Regions from separate parts of the Mus musculus genome. Here region 1 is linked to region 2. Evidence: chromatin contacts called from ENCODE Hi-C or POLR2A ChIA-PET data. All regions are on one chromosome and are shown on one strand. The core of a region is the stretch at or near the end of the contact, and the rest is flanking DNA. Distances in the headings are between cores, read along the strand shown.

Region 1 (6,151 bases), core at 3,346-5,845, 320 kb before region 2:
GAGCCCATGTTCCAGGCCACCCTCAATACATAACTGTCTCAATATTTTTTAATTTTTAAGAACTACTAAAGATCTTTCAACACAGAAAACATATATAATCCAGTCTGTTAGAATATAGAGAACTGAACTCTAACTCCAACTTCGGAACAGAACATGTTAAACATGACTATCTGAATACTAACTTTTAGACTATCACTTCTTTAGGTTTAAAGAAACTAACATACTTCAACAGATTAGCAAGGGGGAAACTGTTTAGAAATAAACAACTTACTGAAGATATAAAACCTTGGAAAAGAGTTGAAAAAATTACAATTTTCTACTGAATTAAAAAAAAAACCTGCAGAATGCCTCAACACACAGAAAAATTAAATGTAATAACTAATAGCAACTAAAAAGCAGCCTAGGTTGAAGAACTGGCCCAGTGGTTAAGAGCACATACTGCTGTTGCAGATGACCTGAGTTTGACTGCAGGCACCCACATCAGGCAGCTGACAACTGCTTTTAACTTCAACTCCAAGTGATCTAATACCCCTCCAATCTCCCCCTCAAGCAAGTAATAAAATGAAAATATAAGAGAATCACTAAAGATTCCTACATTTGTTAAAAGAATTTCCGCTACAGCACATACTATCCAAAACTTAAAAAAAAGAAAAAAGAAAAAAACCTATCTTTGAACTTAGGCCATCAGGAAGAATAGAGTTTATAAGTTTACACGTACATATATCATGTTATGTATATGACACACACACATATACAGTTTAAAGATTAAGTCAGGGGTTGGAGACACGGCTCAGCGGTTTAGAGCATTGCCTGTTCTTCCAGAGGTCCTGAGTTCAATTCCCAGCAACCAGATGGTGGCTCACAACCATCTGTAATGGGATCCAATGCCTTCTTCTGGTGTGTCTGAGGATAGCTACAGTGTACTCACATACATAAACTAAATAATTCTTTAAAAAAGAAAAATTAAGTGGACTTGCTCAGTGCTTGTGCTTATTCCCAGTAACCTTTAACTGAAGCGTGTTGACTACAAACTGCTTCAATAAGATGTTTCAAAAACTTTTTTTTTTTTTTTTTTGGTTTTTCGAGACAGGGTTTCTCTGTGTAGCCCTGGTTGTCCTGGAACTCACTCTGTAGACCAGGCTGGCCTCGAACTCAGAAATCTGCCTGCCTCTGCCTCCCGAGTGCTGGGATTAAAGGTGTGTGCCACCACGCCCGGCTATGTTTCAAAAACTTGTCTGTAATGTGTTAAACATATAGAATTGTTGTACCTTAAAACAAGCTATTTCTTAAGATATCAAATTTAAAACCAAACTTGCATTATTCTGTGTTACACTACCGCTAAACTAGATCTCTAAACTATGTGTTTAGTAATACAGTCTAAACTCACACTTAGAAAATAAAGTAGTAATCAAGACCCATGACATTTACAATATAAAACCAACCAGACATCAACTGTGTAGACTTTCCTACGTTTGCACTATGCGCTCCCGCTCGCTCTCTCTCTCTATATATATATATATGCTATCATAAAGCAGAAAGTGATTTCTCTCTCTCTCTCTCTCTCTATATATATATATATATGTATATATATATATATATATATGCTATCATAAAGCAGAAAGTGATTACTGACCAGATGCATTTATGTTTTTTCAACTTTAAAAATACAAAAACTTTTAATAAGACTAATGTCTGAAACATTTGTAAACCTTAAAATCATCCCCATTTCAATTTGCTATATAGCTAAATGGCTGGCTATTTTCAGACTATCCAGAAATGTAATCAGAAACATTTTTTTCAAGAAACTGAAAGGTTTCCAAATATAACACGGGATCAATCTGACTCTTATTACAGATTACAGAGGAACATCTATTTGCTCACAAGTACTTACAAATTCCAAAAGGACTGCACAAGAAGGTGTTGATTTCTTCTCTATAAGCTTTATGTTTTCCAGTTTGTTTTTTTATTTTGTATCCTCTGAAATATCCAAGTTCTTTGAAGATACTTAACCTATGACTATTTGACATAGAGTTACTTGAAGTCAGCTACCCATATTTACTTTGAAGTTTTCATATGGTCAGATCCAGAGTTAGCCAGGTTCCTTGGATTTAAGAGCAAGGTCTTCTTTACTGTTCCATGTATTTGTCACTGTTGTACTTATCCACTCCAGAAGAAATAGCCAATTTATGTGCCAAAAAGCAGAAACAAAAAGAAAAATTTCACATCTGAAGATTACTTCTAAACATCAGCGTGTATAGACAAATAGCTATCTCAATACTACCATGCTGGTGTGAAAATGGAACATCTTACATTCCCAAGTAAATAAAAGATAAAAAGAAAAAAACGCTGTATTCTTTCAATGTCTTCATTTAGAAAAGCTGTCCCATTGTAATATGAAAAAAGCTGAAGTCAAAAATTACTAAAACTTTTAATAAAGGTAAAAAGAACTGCCACAAAACTTCAGCAATATTTAAACAGTAATTTGAAACTGCTGAAACTACTTGGTACACAAATCAAACATATCTTACAGTTTTGGCTGAAGAACACAAACAGGAGAGGGGAAAGAGACAAAAATAACACCAGATGAAATGCTTTAACCACTTATATAATCCGTTTGACCCAAAATACTGAAGAAATGGCTGGGACTTTTAGTAGCTCGTTGAATTTGTTCACTACTATCAATTCACTTCAGAGATGATTCTTGTCAATTTTAATGAACTTCTGGAGCAAAATTGCCCAAAACAAAAACAAAACTGTAATTCCAAAATGGCCACTTGAAATATCCGGGGCCTTTTAAACAAAACCTAGATGATGATCTTCATACGCCAAATTCAACCACCTGTAAAAGTTGTATTAGGAAAAAACAAAAACAAAAAACTTAAGTCAGTTTTTATTTTCAAATCAAAATTAACCCCCATTTGGAAAAAAATTTAACCTCTGGGGAAAAAATTTTTCCCACACAGCCGTAAAAAGAGAGCTGGGGAAAAAGTCTTTTCCTAGCCCTCGATGAAGTCTACTGAATGAAGGGAGTTAGAAAACTGTGGGCGACGATATCACTGAAGAGTTCCGATTTGAACTGGGAACTGGGTGCAGGTAGTACCCTGGAGGTTGCAAGCGCCCAACTTAAAAACTTTGAGCAAATATTCAAACTACGAAAGTGGCCCACGGTCTCAGCAGTGCTCTTCCCCGATTCTCTCCCATGTGCCAAAGGAAAACAAATGGACAGGTGGTGCTGCCACGGAGCGTCGGGGAACCCGACTCCGAGAGTGAGAGGCGGAAAGGAGCGTGACGCTCCTTCCAAAACGCAATCTCGGAGGACGGAGCAGCTGGATTGTCCCCACTACGGCTTAGTAGGAAGGCCGGCGGGCAGGCCGGCGGGCGGGAGGGGAGCGTGGCAAGGCGAGCGTGGCAGGGCGAGTGGCTACGGTTCGCCCGGGGGCTGACTCCCAAGCCCGGGAGAGCAGCGCTCGGCTCCAGGTGCTCGGCCCCATTCCCTTGAAATTAAGCAAACAGGTTTCGGCCAAAACTCCAGGGGTGGGAGGTGCGGGACGCGACCCGTCCACCCCGTTAAGGACCGTGCTCTCCCCGGGAAAATAAACAGGTCCCGTCGGACTCGGGAGCCGACGCGACTTCGGAGCGCTCGCCTTGGGCGAGCAGCCACCACCACCACCGCAACTGCCACGGAGCCCGGCGCGGCGGGGAGGGCGAAGCGCCGCCGAGCACACGGCGGAAGTCCACGGCTCCGCACGCCGCGACTCCAGTCCCCGGTCCCCCGGTTCCCCGGTTCCCGGGGCCGCCTTGCTGGTGGTGGCCCAGGAAGGCGCGCGTGCCGGGGCCTGGGGTCTTAGCCCGACGCCGCGGGCGCCCCGGCCGTTCCCGGCCTTCGCCGCCGAGCACCACCCCCCCCCACCACGGCCGCCGAGGCCCGCCGCCCACCTCGCCCCACGGCCGCCGCCGCCGCCTCCGCTCCGCCGGGCTGAGTCAACGCCGGCCGGGGGGAGGGAGGGAGGGAGGGAGGACGGGCGGGCGCCCCGCGCCTCACGCCTCACGCCGCCCCCCGGCCGCCCGCACCCTCACGCCTCGCGCCACCAACGCCGCTCCCGACCCCTCAAGCCCCAACGCCGACACGGGCAACCCCTCCCCCGGTCCCCGAGACTCCCGTCCGGGGCCCAGGGGACTGTGTTACCTTCTGCCCCACCAGAGGTGCCCCTGGCCTGGGGGTGCCGCTGCGCTCGATCCCGGGAGGAGGTTTTCGGTACTTTGAATAATCCCCTTTTGCCGCTTTTCCCTCCCCCACAACCAGTCTCAGTCCCAAAATGGCGCCGACCCGATCCGCAATGTTCTGGGCCAAGTCTCGCGAGATCGTGGAAGGTGGCGAGGGAGGGGGGACGCAGCGGAGAGGTTGAGAAGTAAGAGGAGGGAGGCGGGGCGAGGGGAAAAGAGGAGGAAGAAAGGGTGCGGAAGCCGCGGTGCAAACGAACCCACTGGGCGGAGCCGGAGGAGGAGGGCCTCCACCACAGAACCTTCTGGCCCAAGTAGCAGCTCACGCCCCAGGTCAGGGAAGCTCCGCCCTCTACGTCGGCGCCTGGGGGAGAGGAAGGGGCGGGGCTAGACCGGGGGCGGGGCTTTGAGGAGGACCCGGAGGCTGGGCCTGGCGCGGGGGAAGGGCGGGGGCGGGGCGGGGGGCGGGGCGGGGAGGCGGAGTCTCGGCGCGGTGACGTCAGGAGCAGCTGGAGCCGGGGATTACCCCCTGCTGCTGACGTGAGGACGGTGAACAATCCGGAACGTTCGGTGGAAGGGGGAATTCCCGTCCGTTCCCTGAGGAGCGCCTCTGTGCAGCCGCGGGCCCTCCCCGAGCTCGGGAACGGTGGGGTGGAGAGGACGAGCGCAGGCGGTCCGGACGGGCAGGCGGGCTCGCAGGGCGTGCGGCGCTTCTGAGTCTGCCCGGCAGCGCCGCGCAACCCGGAACGGCCGGCGGCGGGCGCCGTTCGTTCGGCTCCGCCTGAAGCCCGCCGTGGCTCGCAGGCCGCTCGGCGCGGGCCCTGAGCGCTCCGTGGGCGGAGCCGGCCCTGCCTGAGTGATTGGGCGCCGCAGTCGCGCGCCACGCGGAGCGTGCGGGACGTTAACACGCGGAAGCCGGGTTAGGGAGGCGCGCGAGGCTCGGCTGCAGCCACCGTTCCCCCGGAGTGCGAAGGGCTGCCAGAGAGCATCGCGCTAGTAATTCCTATTTCTAATAACTCCAAAGGAGATGGATTATTTCATCAGCGTTGTCCTGGGTATCCGCATAGCACAAACGATTATTTAAAAAAAAAAAGTTACGGTATTCACTTTCTCTACATATAGCCAAAGGTTCACTCTGGAAAGGTTGGAGATTTAATTCTAAAAGGAAAAAAGTAGAAGAAATGAGGGAGAAGCGTCCTAAAGAGGGAAAATCACCGGAGCGTCATTTCCCAGAAACTTTTTATATGCATTATAGGGTTTGTAGTTTAGTGCGTTACCCCTATAAGTTCGCCGAATGTAAACTCGCCTTAATTTGTACCTCAATCTTTACCCATCTTGCCCCCTAGGTACAAAGGGAAAAAGGGCTTAAAACTAAAGGATGCTTTTTTCAATCGTGCCAATGTCTAAGATGTGTTTTCCTCACTTTTTACATAAGCTGGTTTCATATTTTAGAAATGATCCAGTTACTCCCTGGACCTTGACTACTCAACCTACCCGGTTTAAACTTCCGTTTGTTTTAGGTGGGTTTGAATATGGGTCGAGTGGGGACGGGAGAGGCAAGGATTCGTGTTGCTTTCTCTAAAGAGCTATGTAGAGAACCTTGAACGCCCGATCCTTTTGCCTCTGCTTTACAAACTCTGGGGTCACAACCATGCCCCACCCCGCCCAGCTCTGTTTTAAGTCTTAATCCAAACTCTTTCCACTACACGAGACCTGAATCCATAAAATTAACGTATATTGAAAAAGAACTTGGGTTGCTTTTGAATTTAGCTCGGATCTCAGCTATGTAACCCAAGCTGGCCTGGAGTTCTCCTTATCCCTTCAAAGACACACCACCTGGTTTCTATTTCTAAGAATTGATATCAAACTAGGCAGAACAGGAAGAGGAGGGAATGCATGGGGACATGAGAAGAAAAAGGGTACCTTTCAC
Region 2 (6,761 bases), core at 1,860-4,359:
TCTAAAAGGAAGTGAAACTGAGGCCCGAGCAGCAGAGGTGGCTTATGAAATATCGCTAGTTTTAAACGAGGCTAACACTAACAGGCCCAGCATAGCTTGCTCTTTCACGGGGCAGCAAAGTGATTGATAGTTTGGTTGAAACTACAAAAATAGGACAGAGTAATTATATCTGCCAACCTCACAACAGCCTGTTCAATGCAGAGCAGCACTGTAATTTTTCTTCAAAGACAGTCACTAGGAAGGAAAAGCCCCCTATTCTGTGGCATAAGGGAAAAAAAAAAATCCCAAACCCTTGGGCGCCACTTACAGGACAAACTTTCACTGGCTTGAGTTATTTTACTGAAGGAGAGAGGGCAGACATACATGCAATCTTTGACTTTAATGAATTTCCCATAGCTTATCTTTTTATAAATGTGTATTTTCTAAACATTCAATTTCTACATCCAACGTTTAGAAACTGGATTAAAAAAAACAAAAAACAAACAAACAAAAAAAAAAAACAAAAGAAAAATACGTTAGGTCTTTAGACATGCAGAGGGGTCTTTGGCTCTCTACTACTACTGAAAACAAACCGAAAATATCAGCATTAGATCTTCCTCTTCAAAGCATGAACGTGCGCTACTTGAAAAGGGAACCACATTGTTCAACTGAGATTCTACATGCCGTATAATCATTTCCCCGAGATTTTAAATGAGAAAATAATAAAACATCACAACAGGAAACCCAAAACACAACAACATTTCTGGATAACCCCTTCTTCATGATATAAGTTTTAGACCCGCAGATTTGAAATGAATTTCAAACCAGTTACAAAAACTGGAGGCGGGGTGTGTGTGTGTGTGGGGGGGGGGGGTGTTAGTATTATTTCAAAAGGATTGACAATCGATATTTTACAGCAAATGAAACTATCACATATAACATTTGAGGTGCACCAACAGAATTCTAGCTAGCAGTATTTATTTTAAAGACAGCTTTTACAATTATAAGCCACTGCTTAAAGAGATAAAGAGAGAGAGAGAAGAATGCGCAAAAATCAAGCAGATTACTCAGGTATTCAATTCTACCTGCCCTCACCTTGGTCCTCTGATTTCTAGAGGCAACACTAAAGTTCTATATGTCATTTTTGCAGTTGCTGCTCATGGTATATTCATAGGTGGTTATATTGACTTTATAAATGCTTAAGTGTGGCCAACTGTATTATCATATAGAAAAAAAAATCAGGTCTCACAGGACTAGATAAAATTAATTCCTCAAAGTTTGAGTTACTGTTTTTTCTTTCATCTGTAGTTGATCTGTAGTAAGAGTTGCCACCTAAGAATTATTCTGGTTAGTTTTAATCTAATCTGCACAGAAACAGGAAACCCTAGAGGAAGATACGTGTACAAGTGCACACAGGGCACACACACAGAAAAGCTGCATCGGGGCTGCTTACTGCCTACCTTCCTCCCAATCCTGCCACAGCCAGGGGTCAACACACTTTTTACTACTGGGCTTGGGGGTTGGGAGGAGGGAAAACGACCTCCAAGTAATAAACGGACCGTGATTTTAAACAATCCAGAGCACAAAAGGGGGTCAAATTACTTAGATAACTAACCGAAACCAAGGATTCCTACTGTCAGATTCGACACACAATAAAACACTCTCCACCCACAGTAAACGTCAAGAAATTCTACGGGGGGCCACAGGGTGACGATGACGAAAACATATCCAGCAACTTCACACATCCATCAAGATTTTATGCTTTTGTGTATTTTCATCAGATTTTTTTTTTAAGTATCATATACTTAAAAGAATTTCCTCTAACAGAAAACTTTCCAGTAGCCAAAACAGGGCGAGGCCAAAGAGCCGTTGGTGTAAACTATCTTACGCACATCCTACTTCTGGTGCACCGGAAGACCCCTGCGAGCAAAGCGGCAGCCCCGCACCGTCCCTGTCCCCGCCACGCAGCGGGGCTGCGGGGCGCAGTCCCCACAGCTTTGAAGCTGAATGGCTGACACATCCGGTCCTGGATCCCACAGCATTCCGCCAAAAGCTAACTTCAAAGCCGGATTCAAACTCCCAGCACCGGGCGCTCTAGCCCCCGAGGTGCGGGAGGAATTCCCAAGGACACGCAGCGAGGGCAGCCACGGAGTCCCCGCAGACCCGGCCGCCCCGCGAGCCCGCAGCGTCCGCCTGCGTCGCTTTGACAGGCGCCCCCCCCCCCCGCAGTCCCCGGAATCCCCCGGCCGCCCGGGGCGCGCCGCCGGAGCCCGGCCCGGTACCTGCCCGCGGGCGCGCGTCCCCGTGGGGCCGAGGGGCTCTAGGCTGTCACAGCGCGCAGACCCACCGCCGTCACCTTCGCGCTCCGAGCCCCCCAAACTCACTTCGCGCCGCGGGGGCTCTCAGGACCCGGCCCGGGGAGCCCCGCACCTTCGCGGCTTCCACGCCTGTCACATGTCCGCAAACAATAACAAACTCTCCCGCACGTTCCCGTCCCGTCCCCACGCCGTCCCGGGCGCCGCCCGACCTTCAGGGCTCGGGGACGCGGGCTCCCCCCCCACCCCCAACGAGCGGAGCCCCGGGAGCAGCGCGCCCCGCTCGCTTCATTCATTGCCCGCCCGGCCCCGGCCCGCCGCTCACCCGGAGGGGGCCGCTGCAGAGGGCGGCTCGGCCCCCGCGGGGCTCCGGGCGCCGCTGTCCCGCGCGGCCGCCAGCTCGGCAGAGTGGGAGCCGCAGCGACTCGCCGCTCCCGGGGGTGGCGGTCCCGCCGCGGGCTGGAAGCGACTCGCTCCTGCAGCCGCGTCCGCGGGCTCCGGCGACGGGGAAGTAGATGGGCAGGGCGGCGAGGCGGCGGCGAGGAAGAGCGGCTGCTCCGGCAGCTGGTCCAGCTCCACACTCCGCACTTTGCGCAGCTGCCGCCGCCGCCAGTCCGCGCGCTCGCGGCCCGCGCTGCCAGGCTCCCGCAGCAGCCCCGCCGCGCCCGCTGCGGGCGCGCCGCTTCCCTGGAGAGCTCCTCCTCCTCCGCCGCCGCCGCCCGCCTCGGGACTCGCCGCCGCGGCGCCCGGGAATCCCGACGACGAGGCGCGATCGCCCGCCGCCGCCGCCATTTTCTCTCGCGGGCTACATTCGCTCGTGCCTGCGGGGGAGGGAGGGGGCGGGGAGAGCGCGGGGGGCGGGCGGAGCGGCGGGCGGGTGGGCGGGCGCGCGCTGCTGCCGAGGGCGCGGGCGCGGGCGCGAGCGGGGCCGCGCCTCCCGGCCGGGGCCCGGGAGCGCGGAGCGGCGGGCGGGCGCGCGGCGCAGGTGGGAGGGCAGGGGCAATGCGGGGAACCGGGCGCCGGGCGTTGTGCGCTGCAACCAGGCCGCCGCCAGGTAGTGCGAGACCGGGCGGGGCAGCGGCTCGGCGGGAGCTCGCCCACCCTTGAGCAAGCAGTAATCCGAGCGTGAGTCCCTGGTTCTGGAAGGGGACGCAAGCCGGAGGACTCACGGTCTGTCACTTCACGCGTTTAGTAGCGGTTGCTGGGGGGGCCCCCGCGCGCACCGGCCCGGCCCGCGCCCGAAGCGCAGGTGGCGCCCCGGGACTGTCGCCTGCCGCAGACGGGCGGACGCGAAGCCTTCTCTTAGGAAAGCAGACCTCTTGTCCCGCCCTCGTGTCACAAATAACACTACTTAAGATTTCTTGCGCTACCTTGTGCACCTCTGAAGCTGCTGGTTTGGGACACCCTCCCCCCCACTCCCCCGGCTACGCAGAGGGACCAACCCGGGTACTCTGCCAGAGGTTACTCCCCCGTCTTGGAAAGGCAGGCTCCAACCGAAAGCGGGAGAGCACGTCTGGGGAAGGAGCCAGCGCTATGCCAGGAAGCGCTGGATCATGCCATCTTCTACCAGGTCTCTCCCCACCCCCAACAGATGCTCCCAGCTGCACGTCCCTCTTCCTGGCAGTCAGGTGACAGGCCGGTTCCCGGGTCCCCCACCTCCCTCCCGCCGCCGCTCCCTGGTTGCCCTGTGCGGCGTCCCTCGCCTTTCTCCTGCCCCAGAGTCTAGAAAATGTGCTGGAGATAGAAAAGCAGTATACGTATATGGGATTTCCCCCCTTCGACCCTTTTTCAACGGGATAAAGCTGCCTTGTCGTCCCTATCTCACCCGCCTCTGCCACTTTTTTTTCCCCTAGCCACTTTGTCTAGAATAGACAATCTCTCAGAACCCAGGATTTCTAGATTTATTTTGTGAAACATTAAGACATGAGGCGTGGGGGGAGGGGTAAGAAGGGTTTTCATCTTACAGAGAAAGGAAAGATCTCTCCAGCATTTAGACAAAAGCCTGAACTAGCTCAAAATAATTCATTTAACCTCTCCAAAGTAGATCAAATGAAGCCCTCCTTAGGTGTGTAATGTCAGCCAGAGAGCAAGGTGAGGCAAAAGGGATTTTTAAAAAGGGATCCTGACTTCAGCTTGAGCTCGGTGTTATACTTACTGCTATAACATCTGGCACGCTACAGTTCTCAATGGTTACATTAAAAGGTACACGTTTTGAAAGTTTAGATTAGTCTGTTCAAGATTTAGGTCTACATTTAGGCTATAATTATATGCTCTTTTAATGGTAGACAAGCATAACATCCAAACCAAACAGTAGTTATTTCCCAGGTCTTCCTAGATTGCCACACCCACCAAATCCTAAATTGAAAAGGATTAGCTTTTCTGGTTTCTACTGAGATCTAAAATAAACTTTAAATTGGCGCACTCGTACTTAGGTACCTGTGAGAAAAGCCACTGCGGACCCTCAGCCTTTGTTTCCATCTTTGGACCAGGTTTGGAAGTTTGGCCTGAATAGCAAAGTAAAAAAGAAAAAGAAAAAGAAAAAGAAAAAAGAAAAAAGAAAAAAGGAACTCCGGCAAAAGGTGACTTTTGTCTCTTTATTTGTACAGTGTTTGAACTGTTTGAAGATGAGGGTGGGCATCAAATGAAGCACAAATTGACTAACTGCAGTTCTCTGGCCTCCATAGGCCACATCAGTCTATGAAGACTATGAAGACTAAGTGCTATCTCTCCCCAGTAGTTTCTCCTGATTTGAATCCCATTCCCTTTCATCTTTTATGGACATAGTCTGCTGTCATTATGCACCTATACCTGGACACACGTTTTTCTTTCAGAGATAAGTAATAAAAGGACCAGATTGGCTAAGGAAGTCTGCTCTCTATGTTAATATAACGTCTCCTTTGAATGCAGTTACCTGGGTAGGTCCCTCCCCAACTTTGTGAGCCATAAGTATGATTAAGTGTGGCCCTCCTCACCACACACCCAACCCAACCCCACGCCACCTTGATCTTTGGAGCTGTTTGAATACTGTGATGTATTTCTGCGGAAGCACGTGTCAGATGGCAGACTGCTATAGGCTCTCCATTGCCTTAATTTGATTCCGTTTCCCCTCTTTTCTCCACAGCTATGATTTTCATCTTCGCTCAGACTTAAACATAGCCGTGATTTCCAGTACACACTTGCAGTTTCAGGAGCTTTTTACCAGAAAGTACTTTTACCAGAGCTTTCCAGGTCACGGCTCCCACAGAGGGCTGCCGGGAATGGCCTAAGTCACACTTGAGCTGCTACACCAAGTTCATTTGGAGGATAAACACAGGGCATTTCCTCATTGGGCAAAAATATCACGATGTTAAAATGAAAAAGCCGTATGTGCTGGCAGGGTATTTCAGCTTATAAGGCATTCCGTTCGCAGCTACTGAGCAATTCCTTTGCACACACAAGATGTTTTATTCCTCTCAAATTGTTTAAATAATTTTAATATTTGTTATTAATTAATAACGGTTATTAATTATTAATATCAGTATATAATGAATATTCTTAATAATTATCTTAACCACATTGACTACTTTAACGGAATAGAATGCTTTCACCTGCAAATACTTTTACCAGTGGGTATTTTATTGGGCTGGCTGACATATTTTCAGACCCATGGGTATTAAATTTAATAAATTTCCCGCCTAACATGGTGGCGCATGCCTTTAGTCCCAGCGCTCCAGAGGCATAGGCAAGTGGATCTCTGGTTATTAGATTAATACAGTATGAGTATGAGTGAAAATTGGAAGTTTTTCCAACGAGAACTGAACTAAGGCTTCAAAGGATGAAAGAGGACAAGACATGGAAAGTGTTCTCTGTCAGATCAGGCATGGCTATGATCATTAAATAAGGTGAGGAAGAGGGTGTCCCTCTTTAGACAATTAGACAAATTTACTTTGAAAGTATCTATGTTTGCTAGCTTGGGTGACAATGCCACTTTCAGGCAGGGTCAGTGAGAAGGACACATGGAAGTATAAGTGGAAGTCCTACATGCAAAGAAACAAGGCCCTATCACCAAATCCCAACCCCAACCCTGCATTTTTGATTCCGGTTCTCCTCTTTTCTCCACAGCTACGATTTCCATCCTCAATTGGACTTAAACATAGCAGTGATTTCCTGTACACGCTTGCAGTTTCAGGAGCTTTTTACCAGAAAGTAACTTTTATCAGAGCTTTCCAGGTCATGGAAAGGAGGTTTTAAATTTAAGGGTAAAGTGGAAATTTATTAATTTTCCCCCCAAGGTCTAGGGTCTCATTGGGTAGGTAGTTCAGGCTATCCTGAAATTCACTATTCAGATCAGACTTGCCTCAAACTCAGAGATCTACCTGCCTCTGCCTCTGCCTCTGCCTCTGCCTTTGCCTCTGCCTCTGCCTCTGCCTCTGCCTCTGCAGCACTGGAACTAAAGGCATGGGCCACTGTGTTAGGCTGGAAATTTAT

What was found. A loop is a pair of places that touch in the nucleus more often than their neighbours do. ChIA-PET counts read pairs that join two places held with the same protein, here RNA polymerase II (POLR2A).
Region 1: a map of left cerebral cortex shows a loop between it and region 2 (8-fold over the local background). The contact joins the promoter of Gpbp1 here to the promoter of Map3k1 in region 2. A Hi-C loop is called at or near these places in 1 of 37 maps with a recorded cell type or tissue (left cerebral cortex). POLR2A ChIA-PET finds 5 or more read pairs at or near these places in 1 of 5 experiments (embryonic stem cell).

Annotation. Positions count from the first base shown.
Region 1 is chr13:111,485,532-111,491,682 of GRCm38, forward strand. It overlaps Gpbp1 (GC-rich promoter binding protein 1), which reads right to left and starts at 4,596. Exons shown (of 13, transcript NM_028487.5): 1 at 4,187-4,596; 2 at 1,892-2,839.
Region 2 is chr13:111,805,884-111,812,644 of GRCm38, forward strand. It overlaps Map3k1 (mitogen-activated protein kinase kinase kinase 1), which reads right to left and starts at 3,110. Exons shown (of 20, transcript NM_011945.3): 1 at 2,620-3,110. The coding sequence starts at 3,086. Gm15327 (a long non-coding RNA gene) reads left to right here and starts at 3,255. Exons shown (of 3, transcript XR_382912.2): 1 at 3,255-3,864; 2 at 4,784-4,873; 3 at 4,979-5,160.